Linked DNA regions of Homo sapiens: region 1 is linked to region 2. The links are chromatin loops, found by intact Hi-C in ENCODE. Cell type or tissue: heart right ventricle. All regions are shown on one strand. Each heading gives the region's core, and the rest is flanking DNA. Links, peaks and the distances in the headings are about the cores only.

What was found. Hi-C counts contacts between places; a loop is a spot of excess contacts. Peaks named below come from ENCODE experiments on the same cell type or tissue, not always from the same donor. Only the 100,000 strongest peaks of a DNase experiment are listed, where the experiment ranks them.
Region 1: it touches region 2 in a loop (2.6-fold over the local background); 8 of 110 quality-filtered maps call a loop at or near these places.

Annotation. Positions count from the first base shown.
Region 1 is chr4:168,780,822-168,789,161 of GRCh38, reverse strand. All of the region lies in intron 10 of PALLD (palladin, cytoskeletal associated protein), which reads right to left. Among named protein-coding and RNA genes, the nearest start is that of PALLD-AS1, 140 kb to the right of the region's middle. In heart right ventricle, for the core only: no CTCF peak of the experiment used is centred there; a DNase peak (open chromatin) is centred at 3,857; H3K27ac peaks cover 3,001 bases.
Region 2 is chr4:168,714,001-168,722,340 of GRCh38, reverse strand. All of the region lies in intron 10 of PALLD (palladin, cytoskeletal associated protein), which reads right to left. Among named protein-coding and RNA genes, the nearest start is that of PALLD-AS1, 70 kb to the right of the region's middle. In heart right ventricle, for the core only: no CTCF peak of the experiment used is centred there; DNase peaks (open chromatin) are centred at 4,304 and 5,390; H3K27ac peaks cover 4,532 bases.

The DNA.
Region 1 (8,340 bases), core at 282-8,281, 67 kb before region 2:
AAAAATGAAATTTTAACAAAAGAATCAAGATACGAAAGAGTATGTATGTCATGATTCCTCTTATATAAAGTTCCAAACCAGGAAAACTAAATTATATTGCTTTAGAAATGTACACATAGATCATACAATTATAAAGAAAAGAAATTTTATCACGAAAGTCAGGATTCTGGTTTACCTCTCAAGGTGCGGAGAGTTGCAAAAAGGAAGAAGTATATGAAGTTGGGGTGGCAAGGTTCTATTCTTTTGATCTGGGTGGTAGTATATGTATTAATCATGCTTTACTCATTCATTTATTGCCATTAATTTTAAAATAGATTTTTTAATTCATTTATTTTTAAATTCATTTATTGTCATTAATTTTAAAATTTTAGTTTTAAGAAGAGTTTTAGGTTCACAGCAATATGAGCTAAAGGTACAGAGATTCCCCATGTATTCCCCGTCCCTACCCATGCCCAGCATCCCCCATTACCAACATCTCTCACCAGAGTGGTACGCTGGCTAGAACTGATGACCCTCATGACACATGATTATCACCCAAAGTCCACAGTTTACACCAGCGTTCACTCTTGGTGTTGTACATTGTATGGATATTGACGAATGGATCGTGACAGGGATCCCCCATCACAGTACCACACAGAACGATTTCACTGCCCTAAAAATCCTCTGTGCTCTCCCTATTCATCTCCTGCTCCCCTCAACTCCTGGCAACCACTGATCCTTTTACTGACTCTATAGTTTTGCCTTTTCCAGAATGTCATATGGTTAGAATTATACAGCATGCAGCTTTTCCAGATTGGCTTCACATTAAAAATATATATATAATTTCTACTTGAAAATTAATGCTGCCTCTAAACACAAAGAAAGTAGAATAATAACCAGTCATTATGTATTTTCCTTTTCTACACATTTTTCTAAGGAAAGATCCAGTTCAAAGTACTTGTAAGGAACTTTGGAAAATTCCTGGGTTGTGATTTAGTACTTAGGTTGCTACTCAAATGCAAATTAGGAATGAGATCATTTCACCTTCTATCTATGGGAGTGAGCAATATTTCTTGTTAAAAATCACTGAGATTTTTGGAATCGCATGCTACACAGCAAAACCCAGTGGAACTTGACTACGTAACAAAGATGCCAGATTAGTTACAGTTTAACAACTTAACGCCAATGACCATGTTTACAGCGAAGTTATACAGACTTTTTTCCTGCTGTTGCAAACCTGAAATCTCATTTACAACCATTTCAAATTAATATTTAACCAAATTTATATAAACATACATAAGTGTGTAATGTTGGCCCTTTGATGCCTGCTCTCTCGAGCCGGTGCTGACAAATAATGAAATTCTGAAAAGCTTATTGCTTCGAGAGCTAGGAGCAAGAGCTTAGGGAAAGGAGGAATAAAAGAAAGTAGTTGACTATCAGCAAACTTCTGAATTCTTAAGCAATGAAGAGAAAAAATGTGAAAAGTGCCTTTTTATACACAAGTGTTCTCAGCAATTAGGTTTAGACCAGCATTGTCCAAGAGAACTTTCTGTGATGACATAAATGTCCTATATCTCTACTGTTCAGTATGACAGCCACTGGCCACATCTGGGTATTCAGCAATTGAAGTGTGGCTACAGTTATAGAGAAACTGAATTTTTACTTAAATTTAAATAGCCACATGTGGTTAGTGGCTACTGTGCTGACAGCACAGGTTTAGATAGTCTTACCAATGCAGTACCATCACCCTTCTAGAAAAAATGCTCAATTGTAAGAAAACTTCAATACTACTTCCAGATAAACCGCACTTATTATAAATCAAGATTGTAAGTAGTTTCCCTTGATCTCTTGTGCTCAGAGGAGGCACACACATAATATGACTGAAAAGAGAAAACTTGAACAATGAAAAATACTCTAATAATTTAATCTTAGGATTCCTGATTACCTGGCTGATGGGCAGGTTCTTAATAAATACTTGTGGAAAAAATAGGTAAATAAGTTCACGAATGAATTAGCAGACATCTTTCACTCCCTGACTTGGGAAAAGAAAACCTTCCTGGCAAGGTGTAAACATTTCTTTGAAATTTAGAGCCATTATCTCCCATGTTTTAAAAATGAGTTTCATGAATATACATAATAGCTGGACAGATGGATAGAAGGTAAGTTAGCTAGCTAGCTAGCTAGATGGATAGATAATAAGTTTGATATATAGACCTTGTTATAAGATTGTCAAGTGTTAACCTCCCATTGGGATGTTTCCATCTTGCTTTGGGACCCTATGAAGGTTGCAAACCACAGCTTTTCATGTTCTTATAACCCCCAAGTTGTTCTCAAATTTTGTATAACAATTTTAATTAATAACAGTGTTATAATTTTCTATCCAGTTTTTTTCTTTGTTGCTGACAGTATATGTGTGTGCATATAATATTCTGAAATTAAAATTCAATTGTACTTCATAGTATATTTACTGCTTTTTAAATGTTCCAATATTCATAAACATATATGTATTTTTTGAGACAGGGTCTCGCTCTGTTGCCCAAGCTAGAATGCAGTGGCTCAATCATGGCTCACTGCAGCCTCGACCTCCTGCACTCAAACTATCCTCCCACCTCAGCCTCCTGACCACAGGTGTGAACCACCATGCCTGGATAATTTTTTTAAAAAGTTATTTTGTAGAGACAGGGTTTTCCTGTGTTGTCCAGGCTGGTCTCAAACTCCTGGGCTCAAGCGATCTTCTGGCCTAGGCCTCTCAAAGTGCTAGGATTACAGGTATGGGCTACCATACCTGACAGGTAAACATATTTCTATGCCAATAAGTATACTTCTATGAAAATAGTATACTTCTTTTTTTTCTTTGAGACGGAGTCTCACTCTGTTGCCAGGCTGGAGTGCAGTGGTGCGATCTCGGCTCACTGCAACTTCTACCTCCCGGGTTCAAGCGATTCTCCTGCCTTAGCCTCCCAAATACCTGGGACTACAGGCACACACCACCACGCCCAGCTAATTTTTGTATTTTTAGTAGAGACGGGGTTTCACCATGTTGGCCAGGCTGGTCTCAATCTCTTGACCACATGATCCGCCCTCCTCGGCCTCTCAAAGTGTTGGGATTACAGGCATGAGCCACTGCGCCCGGCCGACAGTAGTATACTTCTATCATACTATTTGAATCATTTTTATTGGTCACACTGTATTCCATTGCCCAAAATATTAATGTGAATCACAAGCCTATCTCTCTCCCTCTATGCATTTTTCTGTGGCTTTCTGATGCTAATTCAGCAACTTTCTTCAAGTTGGGCTTAAAATGCTATATATATATATATATATATATATATATATCTCTACAGTTTATTAGAACTGACTCTGTCCCCTCTCCCTTTATTTTAAAGCCAGCTAGGCCTCCCTGTTATGTCACTGTCTTCCTTTGAGATGACTGGACTTTAAATTTGAGGCTGAAATTGTTAACTGGGTCTCCTCTCAACCAGTAACGGGGTAAGTACGCCAAACCCAGACAGCAGCTGTCAGATCTTCCCAAACCCAAGGTGGGGTTTGCAAATGAGGAAGGACAATTAAGCTTATATAGAACTTTCAGAAGACTGCAGAATTGCCCAGGAGTTACTGCTTCCCAGAATATGGGGAAACTCTGGATCAAAGGGTAAATGTTCAAATGTTTCACTATAGTTCCGAGTGCATTGTTTTGGTTTAACTCTGAAAGTCTTTGAGTTCATCAGCATGAAAAATGAATTTCCACTGGATTTATTCAGTAATCCAAATTTGTATTTGTAGAGAAGATAAGGGTTGGGTGATGCACAGCATGTTCTAGCCGAGTGAACTTGGAACCAGTAGAGGAGGCAGGAACAAGGACTGTGATTCACTTTCGGATGTCGAACAAACAGCGAAGCTCCTTAAACTCCGCATTCACACACATAGCTAGCATCCGAGAGCGCACAGTGCTCCCCTTGTTAAAATGGAATCCCACTGGCTAGCTAATTGATTCACAAGTCTGCTAACTAATTCCATACTAACAGCTTAAATTAAAAGTTAATGAAACACAGCCAGGGCCCCATTGTATTTCCCTTGTAACAACCCTTTCATTACAAAAAAAAAAAAAAAAAAAAAAAAAAAAAGCAAAAGGGAGAAAAAAGCTGGGGCTTCATTAAAAGGAAAATGTCTGGGACACCACCCTGGGCTGGAATGTACCCACAACCAGAAGCATTCCTCAGACCAGCCTCTTTGCCAAGTCTCACGGAAGCCACTGCTCCGACAGGAAAGAAATCCCCACAGGTATCCCATGACCAGACTGACCAGAGCTCATAAGGCGGCATTGTTTGTGGCTCTGCAGAGTCTGCTCAAGATGGGAAAATCTGTTCTCATGGACTACTGTGCACTTAACAACTTCACGCTCTTCCTGCTATGAAACTCACATTTGACTTACATTCCCAAGTAAGAGGAGGTAGAGAATCTCTGTATCCACTTTTCCGCCTACCCCAAACTTGGGTTGACAGCAGCAGTTTGTCTCTTCCAAATCAATGAAGGTGTGAGCAATGTTCAAGACTCAATGCCCTGCTCTTTCTCCCGCCCGCTTCCCTTGTCTCAACATGTTTGTGGTCTCTTCTGTGCTCATGGTTCCCAAGTGTCCATCTCTAGCCCCAACTCAAGCCGCCCTCTGCCTTCAGGCTGTCTCCACTTGGGCACCAGTACCTCCAATACAACATGTGCAAAAGCATTCCTCAGCTTTTCCCACAAAATAATTCTCCCACGTGGCTTCCTCACTCCTGCAGTGGCACTGTGTGCTGGAACTGGAGTTACCTTTCTCTTTTCTTTTCTTTTCTTTCTCTCTCTCTCTCTTTTTTTTTTCAGGGTCTTGCTCTGTTTCCCAGGCTGAAGTGCAGTGGCACAATCACAGCTTACTGCAGCCTTGAATTCCTGGGCTCAAGCAATCCTCCTGCCTCATTCTCCCAAGCGGCTGGGACCACTTTTACATTTTTTCTCTTCATTGGTTAAGAATTCAGATGTCTGTTGGTAGCCAACTACCTCCTCTTATTCCTCCTTTCCCTAAGCTCTTGCTCCTAGCTCTCAGACCAAAATTTTTTTTAATATTCTGTAGAGATGGGGTCTCATTATTGTTGGCCAGGCTGGTCTCGAACTCCTGGCCTCAAGTTATCCTCCTGCCTTGGCCTCTCAGAGTGCTAGGATTATAGACGTGAACCACAGTGCCTGGCCTCAGGAGTTACCTTTTACATTCCTCACTTACTGATCACTCATTTGGGATCAGGGGACAATTATGAAAGCCTAGTTGGGAGTTTGGCTATTGTCCTGAAGGTAGTGGACACTACAGGTCCCTCACTATACAGCTACATCATCAAAGTGTTTTTGGAAAATTATTCTTGTCCTCAACCTGACTCCATCTTACCATATCTTATCAACCAATCCCCACCTCTACCTCCAGCATTTATTTGTTTGACAAATACTTATATATTCTTTGTCAGGAACAACTCCAGGAATTTTACAAATATTAACTTTCTAAATTTTCATGACAGCCCTACGAGGAAGCTACTGTTACTCTCCGTATCTTATGGATGAAGGTGAAGAGGCACAGCCAGCATGATCATCTTGCCCTGGCTAGCCTAGTTACCTGCTTTCTTTTAACTATTCGTTTTCTCTGATTGTATAATCTTTGTTCATGCTCCTCCTGGTCTCATCACCTCTCCCCTAGATGCTCTCCTGTCTCTCCCGTCTTTAGAAATATGCGCTGGCCCTCAGGACTCATCTAGATCCACCCCTCCTCCTGAAGACCAAACTGTCCCAGTGCACATGGGTCTCTCTGTATTATGCTTATTTTACTGCTTTGCAATATTATTGCTTAGCTCTCTTATACTATGAGCTCCTGGAGATCAGAGGCTGCCAGGAGTTTTAAAATCTTCCTTTAATACTGAGTAATAAGAACATAACTGGTACTCAGCAATAAATATTTAACTAAATCAAAATAATAAATATTGCCATTATCCATTAAAAAGGAGGAAGTCACTTAAAGGTATCTTTTGCTTTCTGCAGCTACCATGAATATATGGTTTTATCTGTTCAACAGAAACAGTACTATACACACACACACACACACACACACACACACACACACACATATATATATAAAATTTGTGAGTAGAAATGCTGTTTTCTTTAGACTAGGGGTTGGCAAACTATGGTCCATAGTCCAAATCTGGCCCACTGCTTGCTTTTGTAAAAAAAGTTTTTTTTTGTTGTTTTTTATTTTAAGGCAGAGTCTCACTCTGTCGCCCAGGCTGGAGTGCAGTGGTGCGATCTCGGCTCACTGCAACCTCCACCTCCCAGGTTCAAGCGATTCTCATGCCTCAGCCTCCCAAAGCACTAGGATTACAGGCATACATCATCATGCCAAGCTAATTTTTTTATTTTTTTTTTTAGTAAAGACAGGATTTCACCATGTTGGCTACGCTGGTCTCGAACTCCTGACCTCAAGTGATCCACCTGCCTTGGCCTCCCAAGTGCTGGGATTACAGTCATGAGCCACCGTGACCGGCCTGTAAATAAAGTTTTATTGGCACAAAGCCATGACCATTCTTGTATGCATTGTCTATTGCTGCTTCACACAACAAGGACTATGTAAAATACCTATTATAGAGTCCATATGGCCTTCTAAGCCTAAAATATTTATTTGGTTTTTTGTTTTTAGAAAAATTTGCTCATCTCTGGTTTAGACAAAAAGTAAACAAAACATGTAAATAGGAAACATTCTGTTCATTGTTTTTATATTTAGCTTAAACTTACTTTTCTCTACTAATTTTCTAGACACTATCTGCCTATTTTAAAAATTAAGCATCTACCTATGGTTTGGGATCAAAATTAAACATATAATTCGCTCTACATCAACAGCACAGTTGCAAGCACACTCAAAAAGAGTTGGCTAACAGAGGGTGCACTGAAAAGTTTCTTTTCGTGAAGTTCTGTTGCGCCTCAGTGTTCCACAGCAGTCAGCATCTTTGAATGTGTCACACGGTTGTACTATAATATTCAGTTTCAGGCATTGGTAGCAGTCTGGTCAAGTTTGCTTGTGGTTACCCAGATTTTCCATGCCAGTGGAGGCAAGAAGAGACATGGCTAGTAACATCAGATAATCCCTAAGCAAACCAGGCATGAATCTGGTTGGGGAAGGCAGGTAGAGACAGCATTTAGCTCTGATGGGTGCCAGGGTAGTTTGTTTTTTTTTTCTTTTATCAAAACAATGATAGGAAGAGAGGGCCTTCTCACTATGCCCAAGCAATAAGGCAAAATCAGTCAGTGGGTACATTACTTTTTCATCACATCTTTTCAATATAATGATGGCATGACTTTTAGCTTGTACTTGAACTTGTTTGGTCCAGTCTTGTTCCGGGCTTCTGTGAGCTGTGTTCTGAATTGCCTGTCTTGTCCCTCATTTCTATATTCCTCTCCTGGTATCCTACCTTGTAACCAGCCCTACTAAAGTGGTATGATCTTAATAATCCTTAAGAGTTCTGACCTACAGCCCAGCGCCTGCATCACTGTGGTCTGCTGACAGTTTTCCTCAATGCTGACAGCCTGTTCACCTCCCTCAAATCTCCAAACAGCATTTGCTCCGAGGCTTCCTGTCATCATGTCACTGCAACATGCTGTGCTGCGACAGGCTTCCCGGCCTCTGCCCCTGGCCATACACCATGTCATAGTTATCCCCTCCACCACACCAGCCATGCTGAGCAACTGTGCTCTATGTGCCAGTGCTCAAGGTGGTTCTCCAGCTGCTGGCTCCTGGTTTGCCCTTTTCCATTGCAATTAACTAGGCTCTGCCCACTTCTGACTTGAAACTGGCCAAAATGCAGGGAAGGAAGATACCCCCAAAACCTCAGTAAATCTTCTCAAACATCATCCTGTTCAACAGTCACAAACCTGGTGTATACATAGCCAAAGTCCAGTAATTCTCCTAATTTTGATTCCATGCTGGTGTTATTAAAGGCCCTGAGGATAAACTTACTACTCAAAAGTCAAATCCAACAGCTTTGTCATCACAAAAATTGAAAGAAAGAAAGCCAACAAGTATCTGTGGCTCTTTTTTTCAGGGAAGTATTCTGTTGGCATTTAAAAAAATGTTCATTTTGAATGGTTTCAAATGTCGACTCCTATCTATGGCTCTTTTGAAAACTACACATGGCCGGGTGCAGTGGCTCATGCCTGTAATTCCAGCACTTTGGGAGGCTGAAGTGGGCAGATCACCTAAGGTCAAGAGTTCAAGACCAGCCTGGCCAACATAGCGAAACCCCGTCTCTACTAAAATTACAAAAATTAGCCAGGTGTGGTGGCAGGTGCCTGCAGTCC
Region 2 (8,340 bases), core at 186-8,185:
TTAAAATTGGCCAGGTGTGGTGGCTCACGTCTCATAATCTCAACACTTTGAGAGGCCAAGGCAGGCAGATTGCTTGAGACCTGGCTGGGCAACAATGGCAAAACTCCATCTCTACAAAAAATAAAAAAAATAGCTGGGTGTGGTGTTGTGCACTTGTAGTCCCAGCTACTTGGGAGGCTGAGGCAGGAGGATCACCTGAGCCCAGGGAGGTCAAGGTTGCAATGAGCTGTGACAGACCACTGCACTCCAGCCTGGGTGGCAGAGTGAGACCCTGGCTTGAAAATACATACATACATATATACATAAATAGCTTATTCATATCATATTCATTTAAACACCTGAGATGTACAATTAAAGGGATAAGAGTTTTGTTTGGTGGGGGCAGGTGTTGTTGGAAAACAGTGTTTGTGGAGGAGTAAAGTTATTTTGGAATATAGGACATTTTCTGGGGAAGGATTCCTAGGAAGAGTTCTAAAAATCCAGATGGAATCCTGAAGGTCATTGGTTTCTAGAAGGAGATCCCACACGGGAGGTGAGAACATTCAGTGCCAGAGCATTCCACTTCTGAATGTGCTCAAAATTAAGCTTACTTAGCAAGCAACTATTATTTAACAAGAAGCATCCATGATGAACAGTCAAATGAACTGAAGTTTAATGGAGGAAGGAGGATGGAAGAGAAAGGATCAAAAGTACCTATTTATTTTAAAATAATACTTTGTAATTATAAAAGCATTATGTCAAAAAGTTGGAAAATCAGGAATAGTTAATGAGAAGATATAATCTGCCCAAATTTCCAGCACTCAAAGAACCACTGGTTACACTTTGGTGTATTTTCTTCTAATATATAATATACATTTTAGTTGGTTAAAGTGTATTATTTTTTATTTTTTCATAAAATTGACATTAAGTTACATATATCATTTTGTCTATTTTCACTTAACACTATATTGTTCATATTTTCCATCAAATTCATAGCTTTATCTATGAGCATATTGTTCATATGTGGCTCCATCTTATCTCTGAGCTTAGCCACTCCCCCTTTTAAAATAAAAGGTCTCTACCCAGTAGGGATGACTATTTTCACCTTACTTTGTAATTACTAAAAGAGCTCTCCTACGCACTTAGGTAAAATGAAGATATGTTGAAGAAATATTGTTATCATCATGTATTCCTTCATGTAAAACACCTAATATTTGAAATGGACATATGGTATTTCTTATGGATGATTGAGTGCCACTTCAAACACAGATAGGGTATCTGCAAGTATTTCCAATTATATTTCAGACATCAAATAAAACTCCTAATCATAAAAATAGAACTCAGCTTTCTTCTGGAAATGTAATTAAACATTACATTCACCAAGAGACTGGCACAGCAAAGCACAATTAGCCTAATATCTAAGAATGTGGCACTGTGTCAGAGCCAGTATTTACATTAAAAAATCATGAGGATGAATGCACCTAAATGTTATTACTTAGTTAAAAAAGTTTTATACTTCAGGAAGCTCCTTGATTGGACTTCTCATTTTCAGGGAAGGGTTGTTTGCAAAGTGATCCAAGACCAACACTGCTAATGCAAATACCTTCACATGAATGAGTTTATAGGATATGCCTTTCTCTTAAGACAAGATTTATGGAACAATCGGGTATCTAAGACTGGGAGTGAGAGAAAGGAGGAAGAGAAATGCAAATGCAAAGTCATCATCACATTGTATTTATGAAGAGTTCATACCCGCATAGCCACGTACTGCAGAATTAGGACCCGTGACTACTCCTATGTTCCTTATCAACCTCCAATGTGTTTGGTGACTCAGAGTGTGTGTATAATTTTATAACAACAAACTGAAAAAAATGGTTTTCTGCTCTATCTTCCCTAATATTTTGAAGACCCCTCTGGTCCACACTTTATGCTTTTGCCATTACTAAATTGCTTTGTTATTTGACTAGCCTTCGAGGATAATGAAAATCACTTAACCAGAAACAAAAGCTGGTGCATATTAAATCTTCAGAATCAAAAACTGAATGATGTATCTTTCAAACATTAAAGTGGGAAGAGAAGGCATTTGGGTTGCACTGAATCTAATTTAGGGATTGGCCATTCTTCTACAAAATTTGTATGATGCTGAAAGATGTGCAGCATTTTGTGTATATGTGTATGCATCTGCACGTTCTTGCCAAAATCATCGTAGAGATAACCAGGTTATAGATTATTCAAAGGTACTGCTCTTGTCTCTTTCATCTTTGTGTTTTCAGCACCCCACATTACCCAGCATTTTGCAGATGTTCAACTAACAGTGAGGGGATGAATGGTGTTCTACTATTCAGAACAGCACAGACATGGAATCAACCTAATGCCCATCAATGGTAGACTGGATAAAGAAAATGTGGTACATATACACAATGGAATACTATGCAGCCATATAAAGGAACAAGATCATGTCTTTCCCAGCAACATGGACAAAGTTGGAGGCCATGATCCTAAGCAAACTAACACAGGAACAGAAAAACAAATACCACATATTCTTACTCAGAAGTGACAGCTTAACAACAAGAACACATGGAAACTAGGAGGGGAACAGCAGACACCAAGGCCTGCTTGAGGGTGGAGAGCGGGAGGAGGGAGAGGATCAGAAAAATTATCTATTGGGTACTATGCTTATTGCCCAGGTGACAAAATTATCTGTACACCAAACCCCTGTGACAGGCAAATATATAACTAACGTACACATGTATCCCCGAACCTAAAATACAAGTAAGAAAAACTTTTTTAAATAATACTTTTGGCTGGGCATGGTGGCTCACACCTGTAATCCTAGCACTTGAGGAGGCCAAGGCGGGCAGATCACCTGAGGTGAGGAGTTCAAGACCAGCCTGGCCAACATGGTGAAACCTCGTCTCTACTAAAAGTACAAAAAAATTAGCCAGGCAAGGTGGCGGGTGCCTGTAATTCCAGCTACTTGGGAGGCTGAGGCAGGAGAATCACTTGAACCCAGGAGGCGGAGGTTGCAGTGAGCCGAGATTGTGTCATTGCACTCCAGCCTGGGTGACAGAGCGAGAATTTTTCTCAAAAAAAAAAAAAAAAAAAAAAAGAAGATTACTTTTGATAATTACTTAGGTCATTGAAACTTAGACTGGTGGCTGGGAGCAGTGGCTCACGCCTGTAATCCCAGCACTTTGGGAGGACAAGACGGGTGGGTCACGAGGTCGGGAGTTTGAGACCAGCCTGACCAACATGGTGAAACCCCGTCTCTACTAAAAATACAAAAATTAGCCAGGTGTTGTGGTACACGTCCATAATTCCAGCTACTCAGGAGGCTGAGGCAGGAGAATTACTTGAACCCAGGAGGCGGAGGTTGCAGAGAACTGAGGTCATGCCACTGCACTCCAGCCTGGGCAACAGAGCGAGACTCCGTCTCAAAAAAAAAAAAAAAAATTAGATTGGCAACAATAGAGAAAGGAATTATCAATCATTTCTACAATAAATATATACAATCACTTAAAAATAAGACTTTTTAATTACTCACATGAAACATCTCTAAAATCTACTGCTAAATAGAAAAGGCATGGTGCAGAACAGTATATGTGGTGGGTAGGCACTTGTCTAAAAATAAAAGAAAAAATACACATTTTATATATACGTATATATTTGCTTGATAGGCATGTAAACAATCTCTGGCAGGATACACAAGACAGTGACAACTGGTTACTGAGTCCGAGAGGCAGACTTTTCAGTGCATATATTTCTTTATACTTTTAACTGTGTGATTGTATTACCTAGAAAAAACAAATTTAAGTTGAAAAGAAATGAAAGTAATGGCTAGCTAACTGAACATACATGAAATTCCATGGAAATTACGGATGATTTAAGTCTACAGGTTGCAGACATGTAAAAAATTAGAAATATTGGTTAAGAAAAAAAAGTGTGCTAGATTTTAAAATACTTTTATGTACATTCAATGATTACATTTCCTTGACCCTTTGTTAGTTATTTTGTCCCAACTTGTTTTTGCTTACCTTGTCTTTGTCCTTTTTGTTTTTATTTTGCTTTGCTTTTCAATCAACCAGGTAAGGTTTATACAAGAACAGAACCTAAGAAACCATTTGTATACTAATGTCAAACAGTAATATAGTGAGATCTTGAACCCTAACTAGTAGAGGTTGAAGGACGGGATAATGTTCAACTTTGTAAGTTCTATTGCCAAAGCCACACGTTGGAGTTGAAGCTGCAGTCCAACATAAACAGGACAGGAAGGGAGTAGCACAGAAGCTCTTGGCCCTTCACCACAAGTCTGGCATCTGATGGGGTGTTAACATGTCAAGTACACACACCTTGAAATAGCAGTGTGATTGCACTGTGGCCAACTGACATTGCAAGTATGTACTAGAGAGTGAAAATGTCCTCCTAGTCCTTCCGAATGTCTCATTTTTCATAATGTTTTAAATTAAGATGCTAATCAAATGAGAACACAGAAGAAATGAGGAAGGAGTTGAAAGTGTTCCCAAATTAAGTAACTTGGACAAACTTTTCTAATGTAATTCTATCCCATGAGATTCTTATTTAATTCTTCATACTCATTTGGTTTACAAGATAAATGATGTCAGTTGGAAAAGTACTGTAATGTGGGAAAACTCTGGAGTTGATGGGGTTTGAAAATAGAAGTCCTATGGTATATCTAGGTGAAAGGCAGATCAGCCAGGCATGGTGGCTCACACCTGATATCCCAGCACTTTGGGAGGCCGAGGTGGGTGCATCACCTGAGGTCAGGAGTTCGAGACCAGCCTGGCCAATATGGTGAAACCCGGTCTCTACTAAAAGTACAAAAATTAGCCAGGGGTGGTGGCACGTGCCTGTAATCCCAGCTACTCGGGAGGCTGAGGCAGGAGAATGACTTGCACCCAGGATGTGGAGGTTGCAGTGAGCCAAGATCACATCATTGCTCCATTGCTCTCCAGCCTAGGTGACAAAGCAAAACTTCATCTCAAAAAAAAACAAAAAAACAAAAAAAGAACGTTAGGCAGATCAAATGGGGGTTGCTCTAAAGGTGGGAGATCTTTCTTTTCCTCTTTTTTGTTCTGCTTTTGCTTCATTCATTCAAAAAACATCGTTGAGCATCTACTATTTGTCAGGCCCTGTTCTAGGGTCCTAGTGAAAGAGCAATGAAATAAGACAGTCAGGGTTCCCATTCTCAGGAAGCTACATTATAATATTGGAGGCAGGGAGCAATTAAAAAAAACAAAAAGCAAGTAACTGTCGGAAATAATTATGTGGTATGCGATAATTAATGAGGATGAGTTATTGGAACATGGCTGGGTGGCTGCTTTAGACTGGGTGGTCAGGGAAGTGGTGACATTAAGCTGAGATTTGAAAGACAAGTAAGAGCCAGCCATAAGAGGCAGAACATTCTGGGGAGTGGAACATTCCAGGCAAGGGAACAACTTGTACTTCAATTTGTGTCTAGGAGTGTGGAGGAAACCCATCAGGAATTTCCAAATATGGAAAACCTCACTAATAAAGAGAATGATAAAGGCTGCTATTTCCTTCTCTTCTATCTCTCAAACACATCATCTCATGAAATGATATTTTCCTGATTTTGTGCAGTGCTTATTATTGCTTATTAAGATGTACTTTACTTTGTTAGCCTAGAACTGGACTGAGGTGATGCTAACAATCCCTAACAGCTCAATATGAATGATTTTATAGGCTATGTCTTTCTCTGGAGACAGGATTTGCAGAACAATAGGGTATCAAAGGGTGGGAGTGAGAGAAAGGAAGAGAAAAGCAAAGGTTGTAAAATGCAGTAATTTTGAAAAGGTTGATTCAGCCTGAAATCGTTTTACTCTTTTAAGATAGAAAATCATAATACTGTTTCTTCTTTAGAGACTGGGGTAAGAGCAAGTAGTAAGAGTAGGAGCAAGGGGAGCTGTTGATTTAGCATGTAAACACTTAACAATCATTTCATTATTATTTTCCCAGGCAAAAGGACACAGACTTTCACGGTAATGCACATATTTTTGGCACTAGAGTAACAAATAAGCATCATTTTATCTGCTGATCTGTCCCAGGGTAAGAACTTGCCCATCGCATCACCCTTCAGTAACCTCCCTTTGGAGTTCTCATTTTGCTCGTCTACAGGCTTAGAGTCCTACCTTTCTCCCACAAGACAAAGGAAGAAGATAAAAAAGGAAGTAACAAAGGGGATTTGAAAACAGCATATTGTTATTTATATATTGTTGGATCTGCCGTAGGAGGTGAGCTCAGTGGAAAAACATGACCATGCCTTTCTATATGCTTGGCAAATCGCCTACCACATTTTGCCATTCACAGGTTTCCCTTCAGAGCTTATTCCTAGGGGGATTCCATGCATGTCTATGGTTTTGACTTTTTTTTTTTTGAGATGGAGTGTCGCTCTGTCACCCAGGGTGGAGGGCAGTGGCGCTATCTCGGCTCACTGCAGGCTCCGCCCTCCGGGTTCACGCCATTCTCCTGCCTCAGCCTCCCGAGTAGCTGGGACTACAGGCACCTGCCACCACGCCCGGCTAATTTTTTGTATCTTTAGAAGAGATGGGGTTTCACTGTGTTAGCCAGGATGGTCTCGATCTCCTGACCTCGTGATCCGCCCACCTTGGCCTTCCAAAGTACTGGGATTACAGGGGTGAGCCACCGCGCCCTGGCTGAAGGACCGTTTTTTTGGTAGGAATAAAGAGAAGCAGAGATTTTTCACAGTGAGCCCTACCTTTATTTTGATCTTCAAATATCATTTGTAATGAGAGGGCAGCAAGGAACCAAGGAAAAGAATAGTGTATAAGTTAGGTTTACGCTCATTCCCTCCTTTTTCCTCCTGTTAAGATTATGACTTAAGCATTGTGTTGCTTCTTTCATGATGTGATTGAAGATTGTGAGTGTCAGCCACTGAGTTGCAGAAATAATGCTATTAATTTTTTCTTGTGCAGCGTTTAAGCACACTTCGCAGTCCCACAGCGGGTGGTAAGGCGTTGCACAAATCCTGTGTGCAGGTCATCTGGGACTCACCAAATGGCCTACATTTAACTATCTTCTGCTTACACTTGAGGGAGAGTGTTAGAAACAAAGGGAGATGTAGGAGCTGAAGTGGATGCGTCCACGATACTAAGCCAGGAACCCCCACTTTATGAGAGGTACCACAGACTGGGCCAGGAACCCTCACTTTATGAGAGGTACCACAGACTGAGCCAGGAACCCCTACTTTATGAGAGGTATCATAGACTGGACCAGGAACCCCTACTTTATGAGCGGTACCACAGACTCGGCTGGAGGTCTGGGATGGCTGTGAGTCTATAGGTGACGACTTCTGTTGGACAGTACAGGGTGGGGGCTGGGCCTAGTTAGAGAAAAGAGCTCATGGCCCTTCCAGGTTTTTGTTTCATTCTTGAATTTTTTTTTTCTTTTCCCGCAATCAGTATTGGAGCTATTCAAGAGAGAAAAAAAATGCAGTTTTCTTTTTTTTTTTGAAAATGATCTTCTTTCCCCCAGACATCTGACACATCAGACACCATTTTCAGATTAATTCATTGTGAGAGTAAATATTTTAGTTCCTATTACTTGCGCCCTCCGAATTGTTTCCTATTAGTTTGTTTACAAATGATGGAGATGCACAAACTGCCATAACGCCACCAAATATAAGCCTTTCCTTTTGTGAAAGAAAATCAAATCATAAACCGATGAAAAGAAGATTTGAGCAAACCATAGTTTTTCATTGCTGACCACACGAGGCAAATAAAATCTCATATTTTCCCACAATGTATGAAAAGAAAAAAATGAATGTGTAAGAATTTCACTTGGCAGTTACCTATAGTCATTCATTATCAATAACTCAGATGCTGTTCTACATTATTTGTAGATGTCATTCAATAGTATTTCTCTATCAATAATACAACTTTGAGAACACTGAACAAACCATTTTTTAGAAAAGGTTGTGATAATACAGAATATCACACCTTTGAGAGGGGTGGAAATGGGGAAGCAAAGAGCACTTTGAAAACTGAACAAACACTGAAAGAAAACTTTGAAAACACTGCAAAAACCTTTTTTAGAAAAGGCTCTGATAATACACCATACCACAACTTTCAGAGGGCTGGGTTGGAAGAAGGGAAGCAGAGAGTATAAACTTTAATAGCCTCTGTGTTGTTTGAATTGTCACATCAAGCATCCACTGATTTTGTAATAAAACAAAATCCAATAACATATTCTAAATCATAAGAAAATTTAAAAATATATATTTAAAAAGTATCATCACATATTATTTTCTACCTAGTTAAATGGCAGGTAAATATGCAACACGAAAAAACAAAAATCAAGTGATTC